4 separate regions of the Homo sapiens genome follow, and regions 2, 3 and 4 are each linked to region 1. Evidence: chromatin loops called from intact Hi-C (ENCODE). Cell type or tissue: HCT116. All regions are shown on one strand. Each heading gives the region's core, and the rest is flanking DNA. Links, peaks and the distances in the headings are about the cores only. Region 1 overlaps CELSR2 (cadherin EGF LAG seven-pass G-type receptor 2). Region 2 overlaps TMEM167B (transmembrane protein 167B). Region 3 overlaps AKNAD1 (AKNA domain containing 1). Region 4 overlaps ELAPOR1 (endosome-lysosome associated apoptosis and autophagy regulator 1).

Evidence for each region. A loop is a pair of places that touch in the nucleus more often than their neighbours do. Peaks named below come from ENCODE experiments on the same cell type or tissue, not always from the same donor. Only the 100,000 strongest peaks of a DNase experiment are listed, where the experiment ranks them.
Region 2: it touches region 1 in a loop (8-fold over the local background); 16 of 110 quality-filtered maps call a loop at or near these places.
Region 3: it touches region 1 in a loop (14-fold over the local background); 5 of 110 quality-filtered maps call a loop at or near these places.
Region 4: a loop joins it to region 1, with 5 times the contacts of the local background. A loop is called at or near these places in 23 of 110 quality-filtered maps.

The regions. Positions count from the first base shown.
Region 1 is chr1:109,259,585-109,265,682 of GRCh38, forward strand. CELSR2 (cadherin EGF LAG seven-pass G-type receptor 2) reads left to right here. Exons shown (of 34, transcript NM_001408.3): 3 at 1,458-1,680; 4 at 1,929-2,044; 5 at 2,224-2,312; 6 at 2,703-2,860; 7 at 3,222-3,385; 8 at 3,558-3,683; 9 at 4,027-4,193; 10 at 4,494-4,781; 11 at 4,870-5,044; 12 at 5,284-5,425; 13 at 5,607-5,727. Among named protein-coding and RNA genes, the nearest start is that of CELSR2, 13 kb to the left of the region's middle. RefSeq lists enhancers at 161-709, 1,223-1,722, 4,159-5,141 and silencers at 4,132-4,181, 5,560-5,746. In HCT116, for the core only: a CTCF peak has its summit at 4,209 (motif pointing right); a DNase peak (open chromatin) is centred at 4,247; H3K27ac peaks cover 881 bases.
Region 2 is chr1:109,096,219-109,103,681 of GRCh38, forward strand. TMEM167B (transmembrane protein 167B) reads left to right here. Exons shown (of 3, transcript NM_020141.4): 3 at 1-716. It also overlaps SCARNA2 and the pseudogene LOC100420092. Among named protein-coding and RNA genes, the nearest start is that of TMEM167B, 9.2 kb to the left of the region's middle. RefSeq lists enhancers at 2,737-3,496, 3,497-4,256, 5,017-5,775. In HCT116, for the core only: a CTCF peak has its summit at 3,838 (motif pointing right); a DNase peak (open chromatin) is centred at 3,893; H3K4me3 peaks cover 1,779 bases; H3K27ac peaks cover 1,507 bases.
Region 3 is chr1:108,825,144-108,832,606 of GRCh38, forward strand. It overlaps AKNAD1 (AKNA domain containing 1), which reads right to left. Exons shown (of 16, transcript NM_152763.5): 10 at 5,416-5,507; 11 at 2,062-2,159. All of the region lies in intron 2 of LOC105378891 (a long non-coding RNA gene), which reads left to right. Among named protein-coding and RNA genes, the nearest start is that of AKNAD1, 28 kb to the right of the region's middle. In HCT116, for the core only: a CTCF peak has its summit at 3,153 (motif pointing right); a DNase peak (open chromatin) is centred at 3,148.
Region 4 is chr1:109,195,270-109,202,732 of GRCh38, forward strand. It overlaps ELAPOR1 (endosome-lysosome associated apoptosis and autophagy regulator 1), which reads left to right. Exons shown (of 22, transcript NM_020775.5): 16 at 2,205-2,385; 17 at 2,710-2,806; 18 at 3,304-3,405; 19 at 4,585-4,711; 20 at 4,790-4,968; 21 at 5,466-5,631. Among named protein-coding and RNA genes, the nearest start is that of SARS1, 15 kb to the right of the region's middle. RefSeq lists an enhancer at 2,068-3,267. In HCT116, for the core only: a CTCF peak has its summit at 6,031 (motif pointing right); a DNase peak (open chromatin) is centred at 6,075.

The DNA.
Region 1 (6,098 bases), core at 3,250-5,749:
AGGCTGGGCCTAGAACCTGGTCTCTCCCCCACTGAGCGAGTTCCTTTTCTGAGCTGCAGCAAGTACTTTTCTCCCCAGGCATTAAGGGGAAGACACAGAAGAGCTGGGGGAACTGGAGGGGGTTGAGTTCTGAGATGGGGTGCTCCAGAAAACCATTGCACCTGTATGGGCCTGGGCAGAATGGCTCCGCCTCCGCCCAGCTGCTGGTAAAAGAGGATCCTGGCTAGGCGGCTTCCCTGTTGGCCTGTCAGCCAAGGTCTTTACACATCCTGCTCCCTGGGATGCTCACTGTCTCTGCTCTATGCTCCTGACCCCTCCCTTCAGGCTCCTGTGTCTTCTCAGGACACCCCCTGCTCCCCTTCCCTGTGGGCCTTTCCTTCCTAGATGCCCAGGCCCTGCTCCTTGTCCTCCAGGGCCATGCCCACTGGCTCTGCCAGCAGCCATAGGCAGGCCCCACTCCTTCCCCGCTGCATCTTCCTGCCCAGAACTTGCCAGACTTGACTTCTCTCTGCTGCTGCTAGGGGTGGGGGGAAGGGGAGGGACGGGCTTGGGGGAGGGGAGAGAAGTCTTTGTCCAGGAGGATGGTGGGGGGGGTTGGGAGGGGGGGGGTTAGAGCAGGCGAACAACAGTTTCCATGGAAACAAGAGCCAGTCACTAGGCACAGGAGCTGAGAACCTATCTCTAGAATCTGGGAATGGGGAGGGAGAGAAGGGTGGATTTTCCCATCTGATGTTGGAGTTTTCAGCTCCTCTGTTGAATTCTTGTCTGCTCTCAGGGCTCAGTTTCCCACTCTCAGCATGTCCCAGGTGCACAGAGGTCCTTAGTCTGGACCGCAGGGCTCAAGGTGGGAGTCCTCTGCCCCATTCCTGGGGGCTCCCCAGCTTCTCTCTCATACTCTTCCATAACCCAGACAAATCTAAGTGGAAGCCTGGTCCCATCCCCAGGGAGGGAAACTGATCTCAGTGCCTGAGAGGGACAAAAGCACCAGTGGGAAGGAGGGAGGAGGGAGGCTCCCAGCCCTCCCGCTGTCCTGCAGGCCCATCTGCTTGTGCACATTTACCCTCTTGGGGGCCAGGACACCCCCAGGTGTGCTTGGTAGTGTGACATCGAAGGCTCCCGGGATCCGGGCCTTACAACCAAGTGTCCCAGCAGGCCTGTGCTTATGAAACCCAAATGGGGTAGGGAAGGTGCTGGGGACTCCGAGGAACTTGCAGGGGAGCAGTGCGTGGAGCTGTGGCGAGAGCGGCTCAGTGAGCCAAACAGGGTGCCCATGAAGGGCTGGGGACCATAGGTCTCAGAGAAGATGGCACACGAGAGGAAGTGGGGATGCCTGGGAGGTTTGGGGAGTATTACGAGGGTCACGGGAGGCCATGGGAGCTATCACTGGGTTGTGGGGGGTCTCAGTTCCCCTCCTGTCCTCAGGTACTTGGTACTCACCTGCCTTTCCTCTTGTCCAGGTGAGCACTGTGAGGTGAGTGCTCGCTCAGGCCGTTGCACCCCGGGTGTCTGCAAGAATGGGGGCACCTGTGTCAACCTGCTGGTGGGCGGTTTCAAGTGCGATTGCCCATCTGGAGACTTCGAGAAGCCCTACTGCCAGGTGACCACGCGCAGCTTCCCCGCCCACTCCTTCATCACCTTTCGCGGCCTGCGCCAGCGTTTCCACTTCACCCTGGCCCTCTCGTGAGTGGCTGGGCACTGGGGGTGGGGAGTGGGCCTGGTGGGCATCTGAGGTGCCTCCTGTTCTGTGGTTGAAGTAAGAGGTCAGGCAGTGAAAGCGTGGAGCAGGCTGCCGGCAGAGCCAGGTCTGCTCTTGGAGTTGCCTGTGGTTCTGCCAGCAGATCTCCCTCCCCTGCGCTGGTTAGGTGGCGGGGGTGCTGGCATCCAGGTGGGTACCCCATTCCCTGCCCCCATCCCCAACTCCTGTTCAGGTTTGCCACAAAGGAGCGCGACGGGTTGCTGTTGTACAATGGGCGTTTCAATGAGAAGCATGACTTTGTGGCCCTCGAGGTGATCCAGGAGCAGGTCCAGCTCACCTTCTCTGCAGGTGATCACAGTTGCCCCCCATCCTTGCCCATCTTCCAAAGGCCCCAAGTCTTCCAGCCCCTGACCCCAAGCCACATACTCTATCAGCCAAATCTGGGCCCAGCCCCAGCCACTGGCACCCCAAACCCTGCCATTCCTAGCCCTCGTCAGGCATTCCAGCTCACCTGGTCCTTTCCCCAGGGGAGTCAACCACCACGGTGTCCCCATTCGTGCCCGGAGGAGTCAGTGATGGCCAGTGGCATACGGTGCAGCTGAAATACTACAATAAGGTGGGTGTGGAGGGCACAGAGGGTTGGGGGTTCTGTTCTTGCCTCAGGTGCTTACCCAGCCCTGAGTGGCATTGCCTCCAGGCTTGGGTGGGCTGGTCAGGGCATTTCTGGCTGAGAGGAAGGGAGCGGCTGGGAAGGTGCCACCTTGCTGGGCATTCCCACCCCACTGGGCACTGCTCGATGCTCTCTGTTCCACTAGGCAGCCGCAAACTTGGACACTGAGGAAGGTAGTTACATGCATAAACCACGTGAGCACACGTGTGTGTATATGCATGTGTGTACGTGTGTCTGGGCATGTGGGTGCACACAGAGGCACCCAGTGTGTGCTGGCCATGAACCTAGTGGGCTCTGTACTCAGTGTCCCCCTTCTCTGCTCTTTCCTGTCCACAGCCACTGTTGGGTCAGACAGGGCTCCCACAGGGCCCATCAGAGCAGAAGGTGGCTGTGGTGACCGTGGATGGCTGTGACACAGGAGTGGCCTTGCGCTTCGGATCTGTCCTGGGCAACTACTCCTGTGCTGCCCAGGGCACCCAGGGTGGCAGCAAGAAGTGAGCAGGGGAAAGGGCCAGGGATGGGGTGAAGTGAGGGCAGGGCCAGGCAGGGAGGGAAGGTGGAGAGGGTGGGCTTTTGGGGTCTCTCTCCCTTTGCCTCTCTTAGCCCCTGCTCAGCCCTGGGGATGGGGTCAAGACTGGGGAATCAGAGCAAGGCCCTGTGGGGCAGTCTGGGGAGGGGGCTGAGTGTTCGACAAGAACAGTTCCAGGTAGGGGTGACGCCCTTCCTGAGCACTGCTCTGCAGGGCCTCTTGGACACCTGCCTACGCCGTTCGTGTCTCTGGCCTGGCGGCAGAGCGAGCGGAGGACCAGAAGCTCCCAGCCCTCCCTTGTGCCGCCACCATCTTTGCTCCCCCAGGTCTCTGGATCTGACGGGGCCCCTGCTACTAGGCGGGGTGCCTGACCTGCCCGAGAGCTTCCCAGTCCGAATGCGGCAGTTCGTGGGCTGCATGCGGAACCTGCAGGTGGACAGCCGGCACATAGACATGGCTGACTTCATTGCCAACAATGGCACCGTGCCTGGTATGGGGGCCCGGGGTGGAGCCAGGCTGGGATCCCAGTGCTGAGAGGAGGGGCTGTGCCTGGTGTGAGGATGCCAGAATGGAGGGTCTCAGAGGCCTCTCTAACTGCTGCCACAGGCTTTCTCTTTAGAGCCCCAGCTCAGGTCCACTGAGCTGCCTTCTCTCCATTCCAGGCTGCCCTGCCAAGAAGAACGTGTGTGACAGCAACACTTGCCACAATGGGGGCACTTGCGTGAACCAGTGGGACGCGTTCAGCTGCGAGTGCCCCCTGGGCTTTGGGGGCAAGAGCTGCGCCCAGGGTAGGAGGGGCGGCTGTTAGAGGCCACAGCCTGGGTGCCATCAACAGTCTGGGAACTGGCAGGGTTGGGGCAGGCACTGGGCAGGGCTCTGCTGAGCGGGGCTGTGGGTGGAAAAGCGTGTCTGGGCAGAGCCCTGAAAGGGCAACACAGGAGACAAAGGGGCCAGTCAGAGGCAGGCCTGGGCACAGCGTGGGGCGGTCCCAGGGCAGGTACGCACTTTGGAGGGCGGGGCTGATGAGGGGAGTGGGCTCTGCCTCCCGTGCAGCCGCCACCGCTGAGCATCACAGCCCCAGGGCCCTCTGAGGCTCCACCCGTCACAGTCTGCCTTTTCCTGCCTCCCCAGAAATGGCCAATCCACAGCACTTCCTGGGCAGCAGCCTGGTGGCCTGGCATGGCCTCTCGCTGCCCATCTCCCAACCCTGGTACCTCAGCCTCATGTTCCGCACGCGCCAGGCCGACGGTGTCCTGCTGCAGGCCATCACCAGGGGGCGCAGCACCATCACCCTACAGGTGATGCATGGAAGGGCGGCTGGCCCTGGCCTGGCCATAGGGCCCTGGTAGCCTCTAGGCGGCTGGACAGAAGTGGCTGGGCAGGTCCTGGGCAGGGGTGGGGACATATAGAGGCCGCTGGATCCGTTGGGAAGGTCAATGCTGCCACCTGTTGGGCCTGAGGGAAATAAATACGCTTTCCTCTCTATGGCCTCAGCTGGGCAGCGGGATGGGTTTGATGGTCCAGAAAGGGGAACTGTGAGCTGGAGAACAGTGATTAAGGCCGTCTGCTGACCCTGTTTTCTTTCCTCCTGGTGTCAGCTACGAGAGGGCCACGTGATGCTGAGCGTGGAGGGCACAGGGCTTCAGGCCTCCTCTCTCCGTCTGGAGCCAGGCCGGGCCAATGACGGTGACTGGCACCATGCACAGCTGGCACTGGGAGCCAGCGGGGGGCCCGGCCATGCCATTCTGTCCTTCGATTATGGGCAGCAGAGAGCAGAGGGCAACCTGGGCCCCCGGCTGCATGGTCTGCACCTGAGCAACATAACAGTGGGCGGAATACCTGGGCCAGCCGGCGGTGTGGCCCGTGGCTTTCGGGGCTGTTTGCAGGTGAGTGTCCTGCCCTGCCCTCCCATCCCCTCCCCCACCACCTGCAGCCCCGCTCCACTGAGGGCAACACTGCTCCTGTCCCTCCCAGGGTGTGCGGGTGAGCGATACGCCGGAGGGGGTTAACAGCCTGGATCCCAGCCATGGGGAGAGCATCAACGTGGAGCAAGGCTGTAGCCTGCCTGACCCTTGTGACTCAAACCCGTGTCCTGCTAACAGCTATTGCAGCAACGACTGGGACAGCTATTCCTGCAGCTGTGATCCAGGTATGCTAAGGATCCAGGGCAACGGGCAGGTTATCAGGTGCCTGGGGCCACATGCTGGCTCTGCTGTGTGACCTGGGGCATGGGGCATCACACCACCTCTCTGAGTCTTAGTTGCCTACACAACAAAGCCATAGCCAGCTGATAGGATGCTATGTGGAAAGAAACAGATGAAGGGTTTGATGGAAGATGGTGCCAGGGGAGGGTGGGGGAATGAGCCTCTCTGGTCCTTCTGGTCCCAGGTTACTATGGTGACAACTGTACTAATGTGTGTGACCTGAACCCGTGTGAGCACCAGTCTGTGTGTACCCGCAAGCCCAGTGCCCCCCATGGCTATACCTGCGAGTGTCCCCCAAATTACCTTGGGCCATACTGTGAGACCAGGTAAGCAGACCAGGGCATGTGGCAGCAGGTCCCAGTGGCTGCTGCTTCTCTCTGGTGTGTCCCTCAGAGCCCCGAAAGCCTGGCTGATCCACAGCCAGGGTCAGAAGGGCCACATAGGGCTCACCTAGGTTAGGTGGGAGTGGCAGGGGGAGCTCATGCCTACCTGGGTCCCTCTCTGCAGGATTGACCAGCCTTGTCCCCGTGGCTGGTGGGGACATCCCACATGTGGCCCATGCAACTGTGATGTCAGCAAAGGCTTTGACCCAGACTGCAACAAGACAAGCGGCGAGTGCCACTGCAAGGTGACAGCCCCAAGCAAGCCTCCACTGTGGCCACTTGGGCCTCTGTCCACATCTCCTGGGCCCTAGAGGGCAGGCTGTAGGGATGGGTCTTCCTGTAGAGCTGAGGGCCTTGTGCCTTTGCTCTCACAGGCAGGGCAGTTGGCTGCTTACCTTCGTGTGTCTGAGGCGCAGGGGGACCCTGGGCCAATGTGTAACCCATGAGCTCTGGCCTGGTGTGGTGGTGGTTTGCAGCCTGTTCTGATTCTGTGACATCTCGCTGATGGGCTCAACTCCAAAGCATTGCTAGTGTTAATTATTTTGAATACTGCTCCTGAGGGGACCTGAGGTCGGGACCCTCTCCACAGGGGCCACAGCTGAGAAGGACCCATGAG
Region 2 (7,463 bases), core at 2,657-5,156, 160 kb before region 1:
AATTTCAACAATTCATACGTTTTCCATTGTCATTTCTGAGGACCTTTGAGATGAGAGAAAGGAAATCTAGTGGAACAGGAAAGAGAGTTACACCTTGTGGGTGTGAGTTTGGGACCTGTTGGCAGAAGGGAATGTCACTCCCTGGAAACAGGTTCAGCATGTTTGCACTTGTTATTTTGTAGCTTTAATGATTTTTGTTTTCTAATAGGGCAAATGTCTCTAAGCTTGGTGTTTAGAGCTGCTTCATATTTTAAACTAGTTCCATTCCACAGTTCTAGTTCAAACCAGTTTTTACAGCCTCCTGGGTGGGTCGTCTTGACCCAAACTCTTGTGTTGTTACATTTTGAGAGGTTTTCATACCAGAATGTACCAAAAAGTGCACAAGGTAAAGGTAATTTACAGCCAGAAACAAATATACATTTGTTTCATTTCTTGACTTTCCCTAAGCAGATAAGCAGAAACTTGTTTAACTCATTACTTTGTTTGATGTGTCTTACATATTTTTGACTAAAAGTTATAGAATGTTATTCCTCTGGGGGAATCTTTTACAGGTGGAGGAATGGGGATAGCAGTATTGCCTCAGATTCAAACTGGCATCACCATAAACCCTGTAGGCCAGGGTGGAATGAAGTCAGCTCCTTTTTATAGTTGAAATACAATTTTTTATTCACCATTGTCTGCACAAATCCTTGAAAATAAACCTTTTTTTCCCTACAGTCTTTGTCAATTTATTTGTCACATGCTGAATTTATTGAAGTTTGTTCAGTCCTCCCCTGGGTTCAGTTCATAGCCTACCTTTTTAGTTCACATTAGTAAATACCATCATTCCTGTTATCCCATTGTGAGAGCATTGAATGTATTATATAGTTAAGAATCTATGATGGCCTAGTTTTCTCCTTTAGGGCAGCTGAGACAGATATATCTAGAGATATCTATAACTAGATATATATATGTATATATGATATGCTGAGATATATATAACTAAATATAAATGCATGTAGTAAGTTTTCATATATATACGAATAAGATATTCATATATATGTGAATGAATAAGTATTGAGGTATATGAATGAAATAAGGTAGATAGCACCCCCAATACATTCCATCTGCTATTGCTATTAAAATACAAGTATCATCTGCTCTAAACAGTCATAAACATCTTCATTCAAATGAAGTTAACAAGTTAACCAGCCAGACACCTAGAAAATCCTTGAGCCAGACTTTGGGAGGCTGAAGCGGGTGGATCACTTGACGTTAGGTGTTCGAGACCAGTCTGCCCAACATGGTGAAACTCTGTCTCTACTAAAAATACGAAAAAAGAATGTGTCACTGCACTCCAGGCTAGGTGACAGAGCGAGACTCCGTCTCAAAAAAAAAATAAAAAATAAAAAAAATCCTTGAGCCAGCGGGATTCTGGCACATACAATGGGTACTTTCCCCCTTATTTGTTTATTTCAAGTGCCTGGTGAGACTGGCACAAGTACAAATTAGAACTTAAATCATTTTGTACTACTCTCCAAAATTCTTCTGATTTCTACCCCCCAACACCCATTTCATTGAAAAAGGAAAAAGAAGGAATTGAGCCATTAAAATTATGCTTTCTAATGTGAGAGGAGCTAATTCTGCTTATATAACCACTGCTATTTTACACTCTACTCATTCTGGAACTTGGAAGTCAACGTATGTTTTAATAGATATGACCATAAATGAAGGCTCAAAAATTTGGGTGCCACAGCATTAAGTTGTGGGCAGACTTAGGGCTCTCTAAGTGGGGACAGGAATATGCCTTCCTATCTGTACCCATTTCATAGATATCCTGACTTCCTAATATTTGGATTTAAATACAGTATTCTTGGCTGTGTGCAGTGGCTTAAGTCTATAATCCCAGCACTTTGGGAAACCAAGGCAAGAGGATCGCTTGAGCCCAGGAGTTTAAGACCAGACTGGGCAACGTAGTGAGACCTCTGTCTACAAAAATGTGTTTTAAAAAGTAGCCAGGTGTGGGCCTGATGCGGTGGCTCATGCCTGTAATCCCAGCACTTGGGAGGCTGAGGCTGATGGACCACAAGGTCAGGAGATCAAGACCATCCTGGCTAACACGGTGAAACCTCGTCTCTACTAAAAATACAAAAAATTAGCTGGGCATGGTGGCACGCACCTGTAATCCCAGCTACTCAGGAGGCTGAGACAGGAGAATCGCTTGAACCTGGGAAGCGGAGGTTGCAGTGAGTCCAGATGGCACCACTGCACTCCAGCCTGGGTCACAGAGCGAGACTCCTCAAAAAAAAAAAAGAAAAAAAGTAGCCAGGTGTTACCTGTGGTCCCAGCAACTTGGGAGGCTTAGGTGGGAGGATCAATTGAGCCCAGAAGGTTGAGGCTGCAGTGAGTCATGATTGTACCACTGCACTCCAGCATAGGAGACAGAGCAAGACCCTGTCTCAAATAAGTACATACATACATACATACATACATACGTACTCTATTCCTTACCTTTCCCTTTGGTAAAATGATGTTTGCCTTCTCCCTAGGGAGAAGGGGCTACTGGGGAAGCTGATGCTCCCCATGGTAATGACCAGAGATTGATGTCTTCTTGGAAAAGAAGTCACTCACCTATGAATATCCTGAAGTTGAATCATATTTAAAAAGGGCTGGGCGCGGTGGCTCATGCCTGTAATCCCAGCACTTTGGGAGGCCGAGGCAGGCAGATCACCTGAGGTCGGGGGTTCGAGACCAGCCTGACCAACATGGAGAAACTCTAACTCTACTAAAAATACAAAATTAGCAGGGCGTGGTGGCACATGCCTGTAATCCCAGCTACTTGGGAGGCTGAGGCAGGAGAATTGCTTGAACCCGGGAGGCGGAGGTTTCGGTGAACCGAGATCACGCCATGGCACTCCAGCCCAGGCAACAAGAACGAAACTCCGTCTCAAAAAAATTTAAGGCCGGGCGCGGTGGCTCACACCTGTAATCCCAGCACTTTGGGAGTCTGAGGCGGGCGGATCACCTGAGGTCAAGAGTTCAGGACCAGCCTGGCCAACACGGTGAAACCCCAAGTCTACTAAAAATACAAAAATTAGCCGGGCGTGGTGGCGGGCGTCTGTAATCCCAGCTACTTGGGAGGCTGAGGCAGAAGAATCGCTCGAACACAGGAGGTGGAGGTTGCAGTGAACCGAGATCGCACCACTGCACTCCAGCCTGGGTGACAGAGCTGGACTCCGTCTATAAAAAAAAGAAAGAAATTGGGCCGGGCGCAGTGGCTCACGCCTGTGATCCCAGCACTGTGGGAGGCCAAGGCGGGCGGATCACGAGGTCAGCAGTTCGAGATCAGCGTGGCCAACATGATGAAACCCTATCTCTACTAAAAATACATAAATTAGCCAGGCATAGTGGCGGACCCCTGTAATCCCAGCTACTCCGGAGGCTGAGGCAGGAGAATTACTTGAACCCGGGAGGCAGAGGTTGCAGTGAGCCGAGACCGTGCCATTGCACTGCAGCCTGGGCGACAGAGCGAGTCTCCATTTCAAAAAGAAAGAAAGAAATTGAAGACAAATTAAAGTCACGATCACAGAAAAACTAAAGATATGTATATAACTATGTAGTTATACAAAGGTCAAAAGGCTAAGTGCCGTGGCCATCGCCTGTGGTCCCAGCTACTCAGGAGGCTGAGGTGGGAGGATCACTTGATCTAGGAGCAATGAGCCGTGTTCGCGCTACTGCACTCCAGCCTGGGCGACACAGCAAGAACGGGTCTCCAAAAAAAAAAAACCACGATTCTGTAAGGTGGAAATTAGTACTGCCTTTTCCTGGGACCTATGTTCCCCTCCGAGCCACGCGAGGGCAGCAACGCGCGCACTCTGAGGAACACCCCCTTCCTCAGGACTCGTCCGCCTGTGCTCGGTGGTTTCTCCCAGAATCCTCCAAGGCGCGGGAGGGGGCGGAGAGCTTAAAAGTCGCGGGGGGAGCGGACTTCCGCTGTTTTAGGGAGGGAGAGCGGCCTGGGTCCTGGGTGTTGTGTGCGGAGCTGTGGCGTCGCGTGTGAGGCGCGTGCAGGGTGAGTGTGAGTGGACGCGTGAGTGTGTGAGTGTGCGCGCTTGGAGCGTGTTAGGCGAGTGCGTGCGCCCACCCCTGCGCCCCTCCTCCCGCTTACACTTTGATCTTATTTGATCGGATCGTGACCCCAGCCCCGCCGGGCCGACCCGAAATGAAAAGCTCTCCTCCTGCGAAGCCCCCTCGGGGCGCTGTGCAGCGAGGCCCCTTAGGCGGCGGCCACGCTGTGGTCCCCGAGGTCCCGGAGCTGGCCCTGCGGGGCCCGGCGCTCAGAAGTGATGAATTGATCAGATAGACGAGGCCGGGCTTGTCCCCGGCCACTGATTATCGAGGCGATTCTGATCTGGGCACGGCCACCGGGCTGCGGGCTGCCGGTGGCGTAGGGGCGAGCACGTGAACGGCGGCGGCGGGCGGGGATGCTGAGCGCGGTGGCCAAGGGTAAATGAGCCGCTGCCCCTCCCCCTGGAGCTGGAAGGTCGCGGAGGCCTTTTTGGCCGCTGATATACTTTCCTCCCACTTTCCCATTTCTCCTTGTTTTTCTTTTTTCTTTTGTTCCTTTTTTTTTTTTTTTGAGACAGGGTCTTGCTCTGTCGCCCAGACTGGAGTGCAGAACCGCAATATCGGCTCACTGCAACTTCGACCTCCTTGGCTCAAGCGATCCTCACATCTCTGTCTCCCGAATAGGTGGAACTACAGGCGCGCGTCACCACGCTCGGCTAATTTTTGTATCTTTTGGTAGAGACGGGGTTTCACCATGTTTTGCCAGGCTGGTCTCGAACTCCAGCCTCAAGTGATCCGCCCGCCTCGGCTTCCCAAAGTGCTGGGATTACAGGCATGAGCCACCGCGCCCGGCCCCTTTTTTAGTTTTTCTTTCTTTCTTTTTTTTTTTTGAAACGGTCTCACTCTGTTTCTCAGGCTGGAGTGCAGTGGCGCAATCATAGTTCACTGCAGTCTCGACCTCCCAGGCTCAAGAGATTCTCCTACCTCAGCCTGCCCAGTAGCTGGGACTATCAGTGCACGCCATAACGCCAGTCCTCTCCTTGTTTTTCTTTAGGCTTGGCTTGACTTTTTTTTTTTTTTTTTTTTTGAGACGGAGTCTTGCTCTGTCGCCCAGGCTGGAGTGCAGTGGCACGATCTCGGCTCACTGCAAGCTCCGCCTCCCGGGTTCACGCCATTCTGCCTCAGCCTCCCGAGTGGCTGGGACTACAGGCGCCCACCACCACGCCCGGCTAAATTTTTGTATTTTTTAGTAGAGACGGGGTTTCACCATGTTAGCCAGGATGGTCTCGATCTCCTGACCTGGTGATCCACCCACCTCGGCCTCCCAAAGTGCTGGGATTACAGGCGTGAGCTACGGCGCCCGGCCGGCTTGACATTTTTTGTATGCTACCAACACTTGTATCCCCAGGGCTAACGGCATGGTACAGCATCTGCCGCTAAGGGTTATACACACACTGTCTAGTATGTCCTTATACATGTATATGTCCATTAAGAGAACATGAAATGTTCCAGGGACACTCCTGGAATATACTGAATTAGAATTATCAGGGAGGTCTAGGAATCCATGTTTTTAAAAGCAAATGCCTTTTTTTGATGTTTAGTATCTCAACCTCCATAATGTGATTATCCAGGTAGTCATGCCTCTGCCACCTTAAGCCACTCTAAATAATGAGATCTGAAACTTCATATAGCCACTTGGCAGCAGATATGTGAATAGGTCGGAAAGTCTGGGTGGAAGGGGACTCTATTTATTTATTTATTTAGAGACGGAGCCTCACTCTGTTGCCCAGGCTGGAGTGCAGTGGCGCGATCTTGGCTCACTGCAACCTCCACCTCCCGGGTTCAAGCAATTCTTCTGTCTCAGCCTCCCAAATAGCTGGGACTACAGGCACGCACCACCACGCCCAGCTAATTTTGTATTTTTAGTAGAAACGGGGTTTCACCATGTTGCCCAGGCTGGTCTTGAACCCCTGACCTCAGATGATCCACCCACTTCAGCCTTCTAAAGTGCTGGGATTGTAATTCCAAAGTGCTGGGTGGCGTGAGCCACCGCGCCTGGCTGGAAGGGGACTCTTAACAGTTTGGCTTAAGGACCCTCCACCTGAGTGCCTGAAAGAAGCCCTTTCATATCTGAATTGCTCAGCAATTATGTTGTCAAACTTAATTAGAAATGGGAATTTATTGCACGATATTCTATTATTTTTCCTTTTTTTATTTTACTTTTTTTTTTTTTTAGACAGAGTTTCGCTCCTGTTGACCAGTCTGGAGTGCAGTGGCCCCATCTCAGCTCACTGCAACCTCCCCCTCTGGGGTTAAAGGGAGTCTCCTGCCTCAGCTTCCCAAGTAGCTGGAGTTACAGGCGCCCACCACCACACCCGGCTAATTTTTTGGTATTTTTAGTAGAGATGGGGTTTCACCATGTTGGCTAGACTGGTATGGAACTCCTGACATCAGGTGATCCACCTACCTCAGCCTCCGAAAGTGTTGGGATTGCAGGCATGAACCACTGTGCCTGGCTTGTTTTAATTCTTAATTTTTTTTTTTTTTCCCTTGGATGCAGTCTCACTCTGTCGCCCAGGCTGGAGTGCAGTGGCTCCGTCTCGGCTCACTGCAACCTCCACCTCCCGGGTTCAAGCGATTCTCCTGCCTCAGCCTCCCGAGTAGCTAGGATTACAGGCGTGTGCCACCACACCCAGCTAATTTTTGTATTTTTAGTAGAGACAAGGTTTCACCATGTTGGCCAGGCTGGTATCGAACTGGCTGGTCGCAAACTCCTGACCTTGTGATCTCCTGGTCTCAGCCTCCCAAAGTGCTGGGATTACAGGCATGAGCCACCGCGCCCAGCCAATTCTTAAATTCTTGATATTACAGAACTAAAGTGAAACTTATTAACATTTCACTCTTAAATATTTTATCGACAAATAAAATTCATGACCCAAAAAGCCCAAAACAAAACTAAAAACAGGGAAAAGCTTATAAAATTAAAAATGGTTCCCAGCATTAACAGCTGAACAGAGAATGTGATTTTAAAATTCTTAGCAGATGATGTTGTGTAGAAACTGAACACTTACAAATTATTTAAAAGCTGGAATCACTCACCAGAAACTACACAGTTGGATCATGGGAAAACAGCACAAAGGGGTTATTGAGGGAACCTACACTATTCTAGCTGCGCTCCGTACCCTTCTCAGAGGAAAGCCTGGCATTGATTAAATACTGGCCCAGACTGACACTAGCAGCAGAGCCCCTGATGGTACCCTGCCTATCAAGACCCTTCCACTGGGTTGGCAGTTTTGATCTGGGCCCCGGACATCCGGCGGATCTCATTAATGTTGGCGCCTTGGGGGCCGATTACACAGCCAATTAAGTTATCTGGAATGGTGAATTTGTGGGTGGTTTGAGTAGATTTTTGTTTG
Region 3 (7,463 bases), core at 1,921-4,420, 440 kb before region 1:
GCCCCAGTCAAGCCCTCAGATGACGGCATCCTTGGCTGACAACTTGACCAAACCTCATGAGAGACCCTGAGCCTGAACCACCCAGCTAAAGTGCTCCCAAATTCCTGACCCACAGAAACTCTAAGATGATAAATGTTTGTTGTTTTCAGCCTTAAGTTCTGGGATACTTTGTTACACAGCTATAGATAGCTAATACACTCACTCACACTCACTCTTTGGTCCTGTCAAGTCACTTAATTTCTCTGAGCCTCTAGTTCCTTATCTATAAAATAAAGATAATCATTCCTGCATTACAGGGATGTTGTGAGAGTTATGTGACATACACTGGCAACAGTTTTCAAACTTTTGATTCCAGAACCCTTTTACACTCTTAAAATTGAGGACCCTAAACAGCCTTTGTTTCTGTGGTTTTAATCTACCATAAAATGATAATATATACCATTTTATATACCTGAGGTGAAAATCCCCCCTCATTGGAGAACAGCTAGCATTCAACATTCAGTCCACTGCAGATGGATTGGTAGAGAAGTACTAATGTATAGATTACTAGTCATTTTTTGCTTGTGCAAATCATTTAGATTTCCCAAAACTAAATGAGCAGTTCCAAGGCGCTTTTTTTTTAGAATTTTAAACTGAGAGGTTTAAAAGATAATTTTATTTATTATGGCATTTAAAAAGTAATAAATCCATGTCATATTAACAAAATAGCAGTTTTTAATGAAAATAACTATTTCTAAAAAATTTAGTGAGAAGAGTGGCATCATTTTACGTTTTGGCAAATATCTTGAATATCTGGCTTAATAAAAGGCAACTGGATTCCATAACTGCATCTCCATCAGTTGCCTGTAATACTAGCGTTGCACAGCTATATGGCTGGTAAAGGAAGGACCTGGTGGCCCCCCCGAAAGGGTTTCAGGAAACCCCAGGGACCCTCCGATTACACCTGGAAAACTCCTACTTTGTTATACCATCTGGCATAATACGTCTTCAATCAATGAACCCTATTATTATTTGGAAATGTGTCATCTACAGAGAAGCCAGTGCAGAACCAAGTGTGACATAACAGAAGGCAGAGCTGGAGGCATGGCTCTGGGCCACAGGCAGTGCAGATGTAAGAAAGCCTGGGTAGCTCTCCAGTGCAGCTTCCTGGTGCATAAGCTGGGGAGACAAGCTGGGTAGGTAGGTTAGGCTCAGAGGTGATTTTTAAGCTCAGAAGCTGCCTGAGCAGAGGCCTCCAGCCCCACCTCTTCTCCCAGGGCAGTTCTGCTAGATGTTTCTCTCCTTAAACTATCTTTGAAAAAAAGGATCTTATGACTAAAAGCCATTGAATTGCGTGTACTGGGGCACCTCCCAGCTCCAACTTTCTTTGCTTCTATGAAATGCATATATCCAAAGCAGCAGCAATTCTCACGTAGCCAGTAACCTTACCAGGTACAGTTATGGGTCATGTGGGAAGGATGAGGATGGACAGACTGAATGACATCTTGTGATTGAGTCCATGGAGTCCTTCATTTTCAGCTAGAAACAGGTGTTCATGCTTTACTCTACTTAACCACATCTTATTGAAAGTGATTCTTTTTTTCTTTTCTTTTCTTTTTCTTTTTTTTTTTTTTTGAAACAGGGTCCTACTCTGTCGCCCAGGCTGGAGTACGGTGGCATGATCATGGCTCACTGCAGCCTCAACCTCCCGGACTCAAGCAATCTTCCCACCTTAGTCTCCCAAGTAGCTGGGACTACAGGCGTGAGCCACCACACCTGGCTAATTTTTGTATTTTTTTTGTACAGATGGAATGTCACCATGTTGGCCAGGCTGGTCTTGAACTCCTGAGCTCAAGTGATCCACCCGCCTCAGCCTCCCAAAGTGCTGGAATTACAGGCATGAGCCCCCATGCCCAGCCTATTAATTCTTTACATTTTGCAAATAAATAAATACAACATGCAACATCCTAGTGTAGGGAAATGCTCTTGGAGTGGCAGATGGCAAGCTGGTGCCTACTGCGAGCAGACCCCATGGGGAGGGACACTGAAAAATGAGCACCCAGCCCAAGCCCATCAACTTACTGGGAGTTGAATCTGAGTGTGGTGCCTTTTCATGAAGGACAATTGAAAATCTTCCACAGTTGATCCTTCCGTGGCCCTTTTTCTCCACGTTTTGCTTCCTAAAAAAAGGTGCATAAGATCCTGTAAACTTTTAGTGCATTTCCAATAGATAGGGAAAGTTTTGGTAAAGTTGAAACGTTAAATTTTGTTATATTAGAGCCTGGAACAGTGTAGGAGGGGCTTGTCATCCTCTACACAGAGCTCTCCTCTGCCTGCCTGTTTGAGAGCTTTTCTACAAGAAATTGCACCCCAGCACAATTTGGCCTGATAAGAAAATGTATACAAGACAGGCCAGGCGCGGTGGCTCACGCCTGTAATCCCAGCACTTTGGGAGGCTGAGGCGGGCGGATCACGAGGTCAGGAGATCGAGACCATCCTGGCTAACACGGTGAAACCCTGTCTCTACTAAAAGTACAAAAAATTAGCTGGGCGCCGTAGTGGGTGCCTGTAGTCCCAGCTACTCGGGAGGCTGAGGCAGGAGAATGGCGGGAACCCGGGAGGCGGAGCTTGCAGTGAGCCGAGATCGCGCCACTGCACTCCAGCCTGGGTGACAGAGCGAGACTCCTACTCAAAAAAAAAAAAAAGAAAATGTATACAAGACATGAAAAATAAATGTTTTGTTCTGCCGAGGTTAATATCTAATCATCACATACACATTCACAAAACACATTTGAAGTATGGAATTATAAAATTTGGAGTTTTCCTCATGCATCAAAATCCATTCCAGGCTGGGTATGGTGGCTCATGCCTGTAATCCCAGCACTTTGGGAGGCCAAGGAGGGTGGATGGCTTGAGACTAGGAGTTCAAGGTCAGCCAGGGCAACATGGCAAAACCTCATCTCAAAAACAAACAAACAAACAAACAAACAAACAAACAGTTCCTACCAGGGGAAGAAACTATGCTATACGTCAGTAATGGGTCACGTAGCTTTGGTCCTGGAAGTACAAGCTGATTACATCCAACAACTCCAGCAAAGTGGGCTTTGCCGGGTGTCTGTGGGACTAAAGGCTGAGGGAGCACGTGAAGGTGATTTTAGTTGCACATGGCCACCAGGTGGCGTCAGAAAGAAGCAACTGCAATGGACATTGTTCAGGAGCCTTCCTGTGGCCCACCTGCAGCTTCCTCCCTCCTCCTCAGAAATCCCAACTCCTCCAAAGGAATTCGAATTAATAACAGTTCTGAACAAAGCTCTTGCTAAGCTCCTGGGATACAGTCATAGCCCCCAGGGAAAGTTGTTCATTCTTAGTATGGAAGGCACTGTGCCCGAGATATCCTGGCATAAATGAGGCAGATTGCCCAGGGCTAGGGTTTGAGCCCAAGGCATTGCTGGGCAAACACATGCTCGCCGCGCTGTGCCCTGGCCTGCTGTTGGCGGAGAAGGGATGGGGCTGCGGGTTTGTGGGGCTGGGGCTGAGAAGCCAGGCTCTTTCCCTCCTCTTGGAAAAACATGCTGTCCTCTTGAGTCACATATTTTCTCACACCTCATTTTCTGTCTCCACCCTTCTCCTCTGGGGCATTTGAACATCTGCTCTCCAAAGTGGGAAACTTGGATCTCACTCAAGTGCATGCAGTCCAACACAGGACTTTTTCTGCTTTTAAACTCCTTTGTGTACTCAAATCTTCTGGCCAAACATAATTCCTCTGGAGAAGACAGTTTTTCAACAAGACAAAGCAGCTAAAGTACACACTTAAATCCAAAGTTTTGCATCAGAAATAACATAAAGGGATAAGCATATTTTACATTTTATACATATGTAATTTATCCACTTATATATAAACAATTTACAAATATCCTGAAAACAGTATGTACCTCAGCAAGCTTCATAAAGGACAAGTCCCATCAGAGAGAGATTTAATCTTCTAACAGAAAGAATATATAGTCCTCCCTTCAATCAATAATTCCTCAGGGATTATGTAAGTTACAAGATTTTAATTCATAAGTCATGTGTATCTTCTCATCACTCCCCAGCAGTGGATTCACTGTGAGATTTGATTTTACACTTGGTTGTGCTTGTCTTTCCAGCTTGTCTATCATAAAAAAGTATTATTTAGTCTGGAACATTGGTCCCTGTCTTGGTACTTAATGTACTTCTGTAGGGTCTAGACTAGGAATTTAGAAGAGAGAAATTTAGTACCTTGAGTGCTTAATAAAAATGGTTCTTTAATGTCAAAATACTTTCATTATACTTAGTAAAACCTTTAAAAATCCAAAATTAGACTTTAATTCAATAAATAAAAATAGTAGGCCTGGGATGACTCAGTGAGTAAGCTTCATGAGTGCCCCTTGGATTAAAGGGCAGCTCAAAGCTGATGACTGACATGGTGGTTTAATGACCCACACACAATGACACATGACCATTTTTAGCACGAGCTTCATGCAGTTTCTTTTTTCAGGGGTGGACACTCATTAGAACTCTTAAGGCAGGTGCCCATTCCCACAATGGAATGCTTTCTAACAGGAAGCCTCAGTCTTTCAGACCCTGTCATCTGCTTCTATTAGAATCCATTACGTACATATAACAGTGGTTGCTAAACACCTGCTGCCTCCCTGACTCTTGACCTTCCAAAGGTCAATGAGCCGAGCTTTGGCCGGAGTCCACAGTGAGCTTAGAGGTAACATCTCTCGCTACCTGAAAGAAGCTTCAAATAAATGATACTGAATCGACACAGATTAATAGTTGCACCAATGGGTGTTTCAAAAACAAAGGATTTCTCCTGAGGATTTTACATGATTTACAGCTTGTTAGCTCTGGAAGATTTCGTCCTTAGGAATGGGAAGAAATCAGCCCTGAGAAGAGGGATGAGGCTTGTTCCTGGGACTGGGGGGCTCAGGTGAAACCCAACAGAGAAGACTTTTGCTCATCATAAGGAGAGAGTAGGGATGGTGGGAGCTGTTTGTTATACAGGATAAGAATCCCCCATGTGGGCAATGATCAAAAGCCTACAGGACCACCCTCCGTGGGCTGTAACCATGATTCTTAACCAAGGGGGCTTATCGGAATCACCTGGGGAGATTTAAAAGCAATATTCCTACCAGAGCCCCACCGCTGGCGATGCTGAGACAGTAGGTGGGATGGAGGCATGTGCATGATTGTAAAATCTCCCATGGTGATTTTGATGGTCTCCCCAGTTGAGGACCACTGCTAGAGGATCTGTAGGGTGCGAGGGAGGCTGGGCTCTGTGCCCAGGCCTGAGATCTGTGACTCTATAACTCAGCCAGTGGCCTCAGTTAGTTGCCGCCCACTCTCACTGGAGTTACTATGCCAGGACTGACTCCAATCCACCCTGGGAATGTAGCCACAAGAAGCCCTCACCATTCAAGGAGCCTGCGACAGAAGGCACAGCTCGGACTGGGTGCCGTCATCTCTGCACAATCCTGCCTTCTTGGAGTGCCGTTGGGATCCTCCTGCGCCACAAAGCACACAGATGGAGATGTGATAGAGGATGTGACTCACGCCGCGGCTGCACACGCACAGCCCAGCAAGCAGCTGAGGTCCGGCTGAACTTGCCACCTCAGGCAGAGAGACTCGCCAAACCTCTCCTCCAGTTGGGGAAAGGGAGGCGCAGGGGGACAGGAGGGAAAGAAGAAAGAGCCCATCCTTAGTTCTGATGTGTCACTCAGTCGGGGCTGCGCCTCTAATGGCCTGGGCTGAAGAATGGAAGTTTCCACCCTGGCTTGCTTCCTTCCTCCTCTAAACAGATTTTAAAATCTGGTGTACAGATGACAGAATACTCTCCCCTTTTTATCTTTCCCTTAGTTTCAAATTACTCCAAGCTTCGCCAGATAATGAACAGATTTAGGAACATAATTTTTAGATCTATTAATCTGACCGCTGGCTAGTAGAGCTCTAAAAGCCTTTCTAAATAAATATATTCAACTATGAATTAAAACAGGGTTTAGGGACTGTCTGGGGGCCTAAATGATTGGTTATATGTCCCTCTTTAACACAAAACAATTACTCCACTGACCTGTGAGGGCTGTTACCACCCACTGTGTATTTTTGACTAAGGTCTTACCCTTTATGTAAGTAAAAAATAAATGTACTTTTCCCATCATTATAAACAATGGCAGAAGCATCATTGTACACATAGCTTTTTCCACATCTTGGATTACTTCCTGAGGAAATGTCTGGGCCAAAGGTTGCGAACATGTTTGTGTGATGACCCATATTGCCAAATTGCTTTCCACAAAAGTTGTACAGATTTCACAGCCACCAACAGTGTGGACGGCTCAGTTTGACCACACCTTCCTCTGCATCAGGAATTATCACTTGAAAATGTTTCTGTTAATTGAAGGGAGGGGTGTGTCACCTTTTGTGTTAATTTGCATTTCCTCTGTGACTAAAGGAAATAAGTCTGTTCCTATATGCTGATTTATTGGTTGTATTTCCTACCTGTGACTTTTTTTTTTTTTTTTGAGACGGAGTCTCACTCTGTTGCCCAGGCTGGAGTGCAGTGGCCTAATCTCAGCTCCCGGGTTCAAGCAATTCTTCTGGCTCAGCCCCCCAAGTAGCTGGGATTACAGGTGCCCACCACTACCCCCAGCTAATTTTTTGTATTTTTAGTGGAGACAGTTTCACCATGTTGGCCGGGCTGGTCTTGAGCTCCTGACCTCATGATTCGCCCACCTCGGCCTCCCAAAGTACTGGGATTACTTTAATTGTGAGTAATTGTGTGAGCCACTGCGCCCGGCCTTACTTGTGACTTTTTAGCTCATGTCCTTTGTCCATTAATTTTCTTGGAGGGTTTCAGTGTTTTCCTGTTACCATTTGCTAGTTGTTCATGATGTGCCAGGTGCTTCCCTTATAGTCTCCTTAATACTTCCAACCATCCTGGCACGTTGTCGCCATTTTAATGGTGAGTGATCTGAGGCCTGGCGGATTTAAGCAATTTGGCAAGGTTGCATCATGAGTAAGTGGGAAAGCTGGGATTTTAACTTTTACCTATCTGACTGGTATGCTGTGTTCTTTTTTTTTTTTTTTTTTTTTTGAGATGGAGTTTCTCTGTGTTGCCCAGGCTGGAGTGCAGTGGCGCAATCTTGGCTCACTGCAACCTCCACCTCCCTCCCAATTTCAAGTGATTCTCCCACCTCAGCCTCCCTTCCAAGTAGCTGGGACTACAGGAACACACCACCCCACCCAGCTAATTTTGGTATGTCTTAGTAGAAACAGAGTTTCACCATGTTGGTCAGGCTGGTCTCGAACTCCTGACCTCAAGTGATCCACCCGCCTTGGCCTACCAAAGTGCTGGGATTACAGGCGCGAGCCACTGCACCCGGCCAGTATGCTTGTGTTCTTAACCACAGTTCTGCTCCTTGGGGAATTTGTCACAGCATTTGATATAATGAAGTTCTCAACAATGA
Region 4 (7,463 bases), core at 4,963-7,462, 63 kb before region 1:
GATCATGAGGTCAGGAGATCGAGACCATTCTGGCTAACACGGTGAAACCCTGTCTCTACTAAAAATACAAAAAAATTAGCCGGGCGTGGTGGCGGGCACCTGTAGTCCCAGCTACTCAGGAGGCTGAGGCAGGACAATGGCATAAACCTGGCAGGCGGAGCTTGCAGTGAGCGGAGATCACGCCACTACACTCCAGCCTGGGCGACAGAGTGAGACTCCGTCTCAAAAAAAAAAAAAAACAAAAAAGCAAAAAACAAAACAAACAAAAAAAACCCCAGAAATATGCAGAAGGAAAGGTTTTTTTCCCTTGCTTGAAAAAGCAGTCTTCAGCAATCACTGCATTTGTCGCTTGTTTTCTAGAGGCTGGATAAAATCAACTGTTTCTAGTTCATCCACACGTCTCTTTGCTGACAGTATGAAAGAAAGTAACATGAAATGCTTTATAAGGAAAGATTGTCACCATCAGCCATTTCATGCTGCTGCAAATATTTCAGATCCAAAATTCAAAGGCAGAAATGCAAAGGTTAATCCCACCACTGCACTTGATTAAATTGCAACAAGCCACAATTAGCAGTTGGAAAGTTCATTTCAAATGTTACAAAAGAGGCTGGGCATGGTGGCTCACGCCTGTAATCCCAGCAATTTGGAGGCCAAGGCAGGCAGATCACCTGAGGTCTGGAGTTCGAGACCAGCCTGGTCAACATGGTGAAACCCTGTTTCTACTAAAAATACAAAAATTAGCCCGGCATGGTGGCACACATCTGTAATCCCAGCTACTCGGGAGGCTGAGGCAGGAGAATTACTTGAACCCAGGGGGCGGAGATTGCAGTGAGCCAAGATCATGCCACTGCACTCCAGCCTGGACAACACAGCAAGACTCCATCTAAAAAAAAAAGTGACAATATAAAGAGCATCTTGAGCATCTAGTCTTTGACTCTGTTGGTGGTAAGGCCTTTACATCATAGAGCTCTGACCCATCTTCTGCAGCATGCAAAGAAGTCGATGGGTGTTTATAAAGAGAACATGTCAAGAAATAAACTAATCTATGAAAGATTAGAGATAGGTGTCTCTATCTTGTTTTCAGAAGTCTTCGAAGAAGTTAAAATGAAGCCTCAGAAGTAACAGGTCATGATCACTTAGGAAATAAGACTGATTAAAGCAGGCTTCATGTAGCAAAAGTGTCATTCAGTGAATTATGGAGAGCAATGAAGGTGGGGAATTTGGGGAAATGGTGTATTTTTTTATCTACTCCTTTCCTGTTTAGAAATGCTTATGATGTACTGCCACACGATAGATCCTTAGTTCAAAGACAAAAGAACTCTATTTTATTGTAATGTAAAGGTTTTCTTCAGTTTTCAAGCTCATCTACTTCCTACAATCTAGAAAAAAAAAAAAAGGCTGAGACACCAGATTTAGCACTTTTTTTTTTTTTGAGGTGGAGTCTCACTCTTTTGCCAGGCTAGAGTGCAGTGGCACGATCTCTGCTCACTGCAACCTCCGCCTCCCAGGTTGAAGCGATTCTCCTGCCTCAGCCTCCCGAGTAGCTGGGACTACAGGCATGCGCCAGCACGTCCAGCTAATTTTTGTGTTTTTAGTAAAGACGGGGTTTCACCACGTTGGCCAGGATGGTCTCAATCTCTTGACCTCATGATCCACCTGCCTCGGCCTTCCGAAGTGCTGGGATTACAGGTGTGAGTCACTGCACCCAGCCAGCACCATTTATAATAAAATTTATAACATTGAAAATGTTGACTGGGCACAGTGGCTCACCCCTGTAATCCCAACACTCTGGGAGACTGAGGCAGGAAGATTGCTTGAGCCCAGGAGTTCAAGACCAGCCTGAACAACACAGAGAGGCCCTATCTTTACGAAAAAAAAAAAAAAAAATTAACCTGCGGTTCCAGCTACTTAGGAGGCTGAGGCAGGAGGATCACTTGAGCCCAGGAGTTCAAGGCTTTAGTGAGCTATGATTGCACCATTGCACTCCAGCCCGGGCAATAGATCAAGACTCTGTCTCAAAAAGACAAAACAAAACAAAAAAATCAAATCTGTCTCGTCATTAGACCTGGGATGAATCATTCCCCTACAACATACCATTGAAACGCTGAAAATTTAGATGTAAAAAAGCCTTCCCTATTCCCTTCTGGGAATTCCTCTGTGACCACTCACTTCTTCCTACTTCTTCCTCCCCACTCCCCAACCAGGGTAGGAAAATGTCTGTGTGCACCGACAATGTCACTGACCTCCGGATTCCTGAGGGTGAGTCAGGGTTCTCCAAATCTATCACAGCCTACGTCTGCCAGGCAGTCATCATCCCCCCAGAGGTGACAGGCTACAAGGCCGGGGTTTCCTCACAGCCTGTCAGCCTTGCTGATCGACTTATTGGTGAGTAACTCCGCTGCCTCAGCCTTGTTTGAGAGTGTGTGTGTGTGTGTGTGTGTGTGTATGTGTAAGAGAGTGTGAGGTTACCAGTCTGGGAGGTAAAAGGCCCCACATGAGGGGCCCAACCTCTTGACCTGTGTTTTCTATTCCACTCTGTGTGCAAAGTGCTCCCAGGGACTCTGACAAACCCTTGTTTCACCCTTTCATAAGCCACTCAGGGATGTGATGAGATGAAGTGAGGTTGGATGTTGACAGGTATTGGAAGAATTGAAGTGGTTGCCAGCTAATGCTACTAGTGAGAACTAATTAGGAGCTCTAATTTGGCAGGGGTGACAACAGATATGACTCTGGATGGAATCACCTCCCCAGCTGAACTTTTCCACCTGGAGTCCTTGGGAATACCGGACGTGATCTTCTTTTATAGGTGAAGATGAGAGGCTAGGCTAATGCAAGTGAAACCTAGGACTCCTCCATAATTTCTGCTGCATCCCTCCCTCTCTAGCCACCTACTGCTTATCAAGCCAGAACATGTCTGAGGTCTAGCAGATCTGCCCAGTCATGATAGCTAAGGGCTGGGAGTTCCTGATCCCAGCTTCCTGGATATTACTGGAGCAGATCTGCCCTAGAGGCAAGGAGAAATATTGGATGATCTGCAGTGGACTTCCCTTCCAGCCTAAGCAGGCTCCAGTGTATGCTAGCCATGACTTTCCTAAACCAGGGCATTTCCCCCTTGACTACATATTGTTGATCCCCACCCTTTCCACGTATAAACCAAGGCCTGTGCACTCCCTGTGTGCCAGGCTAAAGCCCAAGTCCTGACTTCCCCAGCAAGGGAATTGCTCCATGCGGATTTCTCTTGGTGGCTGTCCAATAACACAGCTGAGTGACTCATTCCCTCATGGGGGCTGGCTTTCTCTGCAGGTCCAATGATGTGACCCAGTCCTGCAGTTCTGGGAGATCAACCACCATCCGCGTCAGGTGCAGTCCACAGAAAACTGTCCCTGGAAGTTTGCTGCTGCCAGGGTAAGCCCTGCAAAGGGATGTAACAAAGGCCAAAATCTCCCTTGAAGTCATTCCATCCTGAGATCCAGAGATTACTGAAAAAGAGCAAAAAAGAAAAGAGTTTGAGATCCATTAATGGGTGCTTAGGGGCACAGTCATGGCCCCAGACCCTCAGTCTTCATATGGCAAGAATGGGGTAGAAGGAAGAGTGAAAGCTATTCTCATATTCCTGGTCCATTAAGGCAGCAGCTGCGTAGCATGGTAACCAACAGCTCGGCTGAGAGCCAGGTTGAATCATCTCCTCCACTAACCAGCTATGTTATCATGGATGCATTTCTTACCTTCTTTAGGCCTCTTTTTTCCATATCTGTAAAAATGGGCATAATGCTAAATTCCCTCAGCGGGTTGTTTTGAGGATTAAATGAGACAAGGAGACTTTAGGACGTTTCATGATCTCTGGCTATTATGAGGATTAGTAAAGGTTTAGGGATCCTAGGAATCTCTCTGCAACGAAAATACCCAGTTCTGAGGTTAATAGCTGAGTGAACTAAATCAAAAATTTCTAAATGAATATGACCACAGGACACCCCCTCCCCTCCCCGCATAACAGCAGCTAACATCTTGACGGGCACTAGCGTCTTGAGGAAGACGTTTTGGATATGCTGCGCCTAAACTGACTGGGGAGATGGGGAGCAAAGCAGGGCGTCTTGACCCAGTAGTGGTGTCTGAGTGTCAAATCCCTGTTCTTGCCATTGTAAACATCACAGTAAAGTACATAACAGGTATCCATACCGGAAGTTCATTCCTGAACCCCACCTCAACTCCAATCCCACCCCGAGGAAGCTGCATCAAAGTGGCTATTGCAAAATGTCACAAGTCTGTGGGGAGGACAGGAACCTCAAAGGGGTTGATGAGACAGCCATGCTGGAGCTCAGACACCTTACAATAGCTCTCATAAGATGTCAGCAAAAACATAAACGGGCAGAGGGTGGGGAGCCCACTGGAGGCCAGGAAGGCCTCTTATCAGTGAAATCAGAGATCAAAACCTGTGTTAAGGACTAGTTGGAAGGATCCTGGTAGGGCTAATGGTTTGGGCAGGGAGAGGGTAAATCAGGCAAGCTATGAGACAACAGGCTTCCAACCAGATCTTCCCCACCCCTCCAGCGAGTGAGAGCTCAGGTCTCTTTTCTGCTTTGCTAGAACGTGCTCGGATGGGACCTGTGATGGCTGCAACTTCCACTTCCTGTGGGAGAGCGCGGCTGCTTGCCCGCTCTGCTCAGTGGCTGACTACCATGCTATCGTCAGCAGCTGTGTGGCTGGGATCCAGGTGGGTTTCCCTCTGATCGGGCACTTCCATGAGAGAAGGGAATGGGAGATCTGAGTTCCTTGTTTTTCTCCCCAACAGAAGACTACTTACGTGTGGCGAGAACCCAAGCTATGCTCTGGTGGCATTTCTCTGCCTGAGCAGAGAGTCACCATCTGCAAAACCATAGATTTCTGGCTGAAAGTGGGCATCTCTGCAGGCACCTGTACTGCCATCCTGCTCACCGTCTTGACCTGCTACTTTTGGAAAAAGAATCAAAAGTACATGTTGCGGTATTGGAGTGTGGGGATGGACAGGGTTGGATTATTGATCAGGGAGAATATCTGAAAGTATAAATTAATGGGGTTTTTCTCTGGAGTTGGCTACAGACTCTGTGACTTATCCAGTGCATGGTTTGGTTATCCTGACTCCTGAACAGGGATGGTACCACGTGGCAGTCTATAAATGGATGTTAAATTCTCAAAAGCAAAGAGTATCCTCAGTTTGCTATTATTAACAGTACAGAGAATGACATTATGATTTTGATATTTCCATTAAATTTTGAGATCATAGAAACAGACAGCCTTAAGGAACAAAGATCACTGAACTGGGAACTAAGATTCCTTCTATTACCCCAGCCCTGACACCATTTTACCATGCTTCAGTCTCCTTACCCATGGCATGGGAATAGGACCTGTTCATAGCCTAACCTCTCTACCTCTTTCCCCCTTATTCCCACATTTTGGGATCTTGTCTTTCCCATCCTCCTGTTTTATAGACTAGAGTACAAGTACTCCAAGCTGGTGATGAATGCTACTCTCAAGGACTGTGACCTGCCAGCAGCTGACAGCTGCGCCATCATGGAAGGCGAGGATGTAGAGGACGACCTCATCTTTACCAGCAAGAAGTCACTCTTTGGGAAGATCAAATCATTTACCTCCAAGGTAGGGGTCCTGGCCAGTGCACTGAGGTCAGCCTGGAGGGCTGGAGGAGACACTGCTCCTCAGACACTGAATGGTCCTGTACCGTTCAGGGATGGGCACCCTGCTCCCCACGCCCGATACAATTCCATTTCCCCACTCTGAAAATCCTGCCTTCTCCTTCTGTGTTTCTACACCAATACTCTTTCCCCCGGGGCCCAAGGCTGCTCTTGATCAGGCTCCTTCTCTCTCAACATGCACTCCAGTTAGTGAACTGTTTGGGCCTTTTCACTTCCAGAAGGAGTACTGAACCATCTATGTTGTAAGAATCATCCCCTACTCCTTTTTTTATTTTCACTGAAAAGGGAAAAGGTGATCTCTGGGATCAACTTCTGATAGAAGTCAGGCTCTCCTTTGACCAGTGGGGGGTGCTGTCTTCCAGGTGTCTGGGTCCAGTCCTTTGGGAGCTGAATCATAGTTCAGTCTCAGCTGTTCCCCACTGAGCAATTCTGAGCTGGGAGGGCTGGCTTTGTGTGGGTGGGTGAGTATGAAGCTTATAAATGCAATACAGACAATACTGTCACTGGGTGTGGGGCCAGCAGACAGCATACAAGCAGGTCCTCCAGGGCTATAGTCCTCTGCAGCACAACTCTGCCAGTGCCCATACCTGACTACTGCTCTGAACCAGTTCATCCCAATAGGAGTGGGTGGGGAGGGCGGAAAGAGGGAGGAGGGTATTGGGAGGTGGTGAAGAAAGGACCGTGCTTGGGTGTTTAGATTGCTAAGTCTTGTTTCCTTTGTGCTGACCTGCTAGGGAGACTCCCTTGGCCTCCTTAGACTGCGATTTCTTTTTTTTTAAATGAATGGGAGAACAGTTCACCCTGGGACTCTTGAGTCTATCTGGGACTGCTAGAATTCAGCAAAGGTGCAAAGCAGGGGATTTTTAAGATTTTTGGCTCATGCCTGTAATCCCAGCACTTTGGGAGGCCCAGGCTGGAGGATCTCTTGAGGCTGGGAGTTCAAGATCAGCCTAGACAACATAGGAAGACCCCATCTCTACAAAATAAAAAACAATCAGCTGGGTGTTGTGGAGCATGCCAGTAGTCTCAGCTACTTGGGAGGCTGAGGTGGGAGGATCACTTGAGCCCAGGAGTTGGAGGCTGCACTGAACTATGATTGTGCCATTGCACTCCAGCCTGGGCAACAGAGCGAGACCCTGTCTCTAAAAAACATGTATTTATTTATTTATTTATTGAGACGGAGTGTTGCTCTGTCTCCCAGGCTGGAGTGCAGTGGCATGATCTCAGCTCACTGCAACCTCCACCTCCCAGGTTCAAGTGGTTCTCCTGCCTTAGCCTCCCTAGATGCTGGGATTACAGGTGCTTGCCATCACACCTGGCTAATTTTTTTTTTTTGTATTTTTAGTAGAGACAGGGTTTCACCATGTTGGCCAGGCTGGTCTTGAACTCCTGACCTCAGGTGATCTGCCTGCTTTGGCCTCCCAAAGTGCTGGGATCACAGGTGTGAGCCACTGTGCCTGGCCAAAAACATTTTTTTAAAAGAAAAAAATTTTTTTTTTTTTGAGACAGAGTTTCGCTCTTGTTGCCCAGGCTGGAGTGCAGTGGCATGATCTTGGCTTACTGCAACCTCTGTTCCCGGGTTCAAGCGATTCTCCTTCCTCAGCCTCCCAGGTAGTTGCGATTATAGGCGCCTGCCACCATGCCTGGCTAATTTTTGTATTTTCGGTAGAGACAGGGTCTCACCATGTTGGTCAGGCTGGTCTCGAACTCCTAACCTCAGGTGATCCACCTGCCTTGGCCTCCCAAGTGCTGGGATTACAGGCATGAGCCACCACA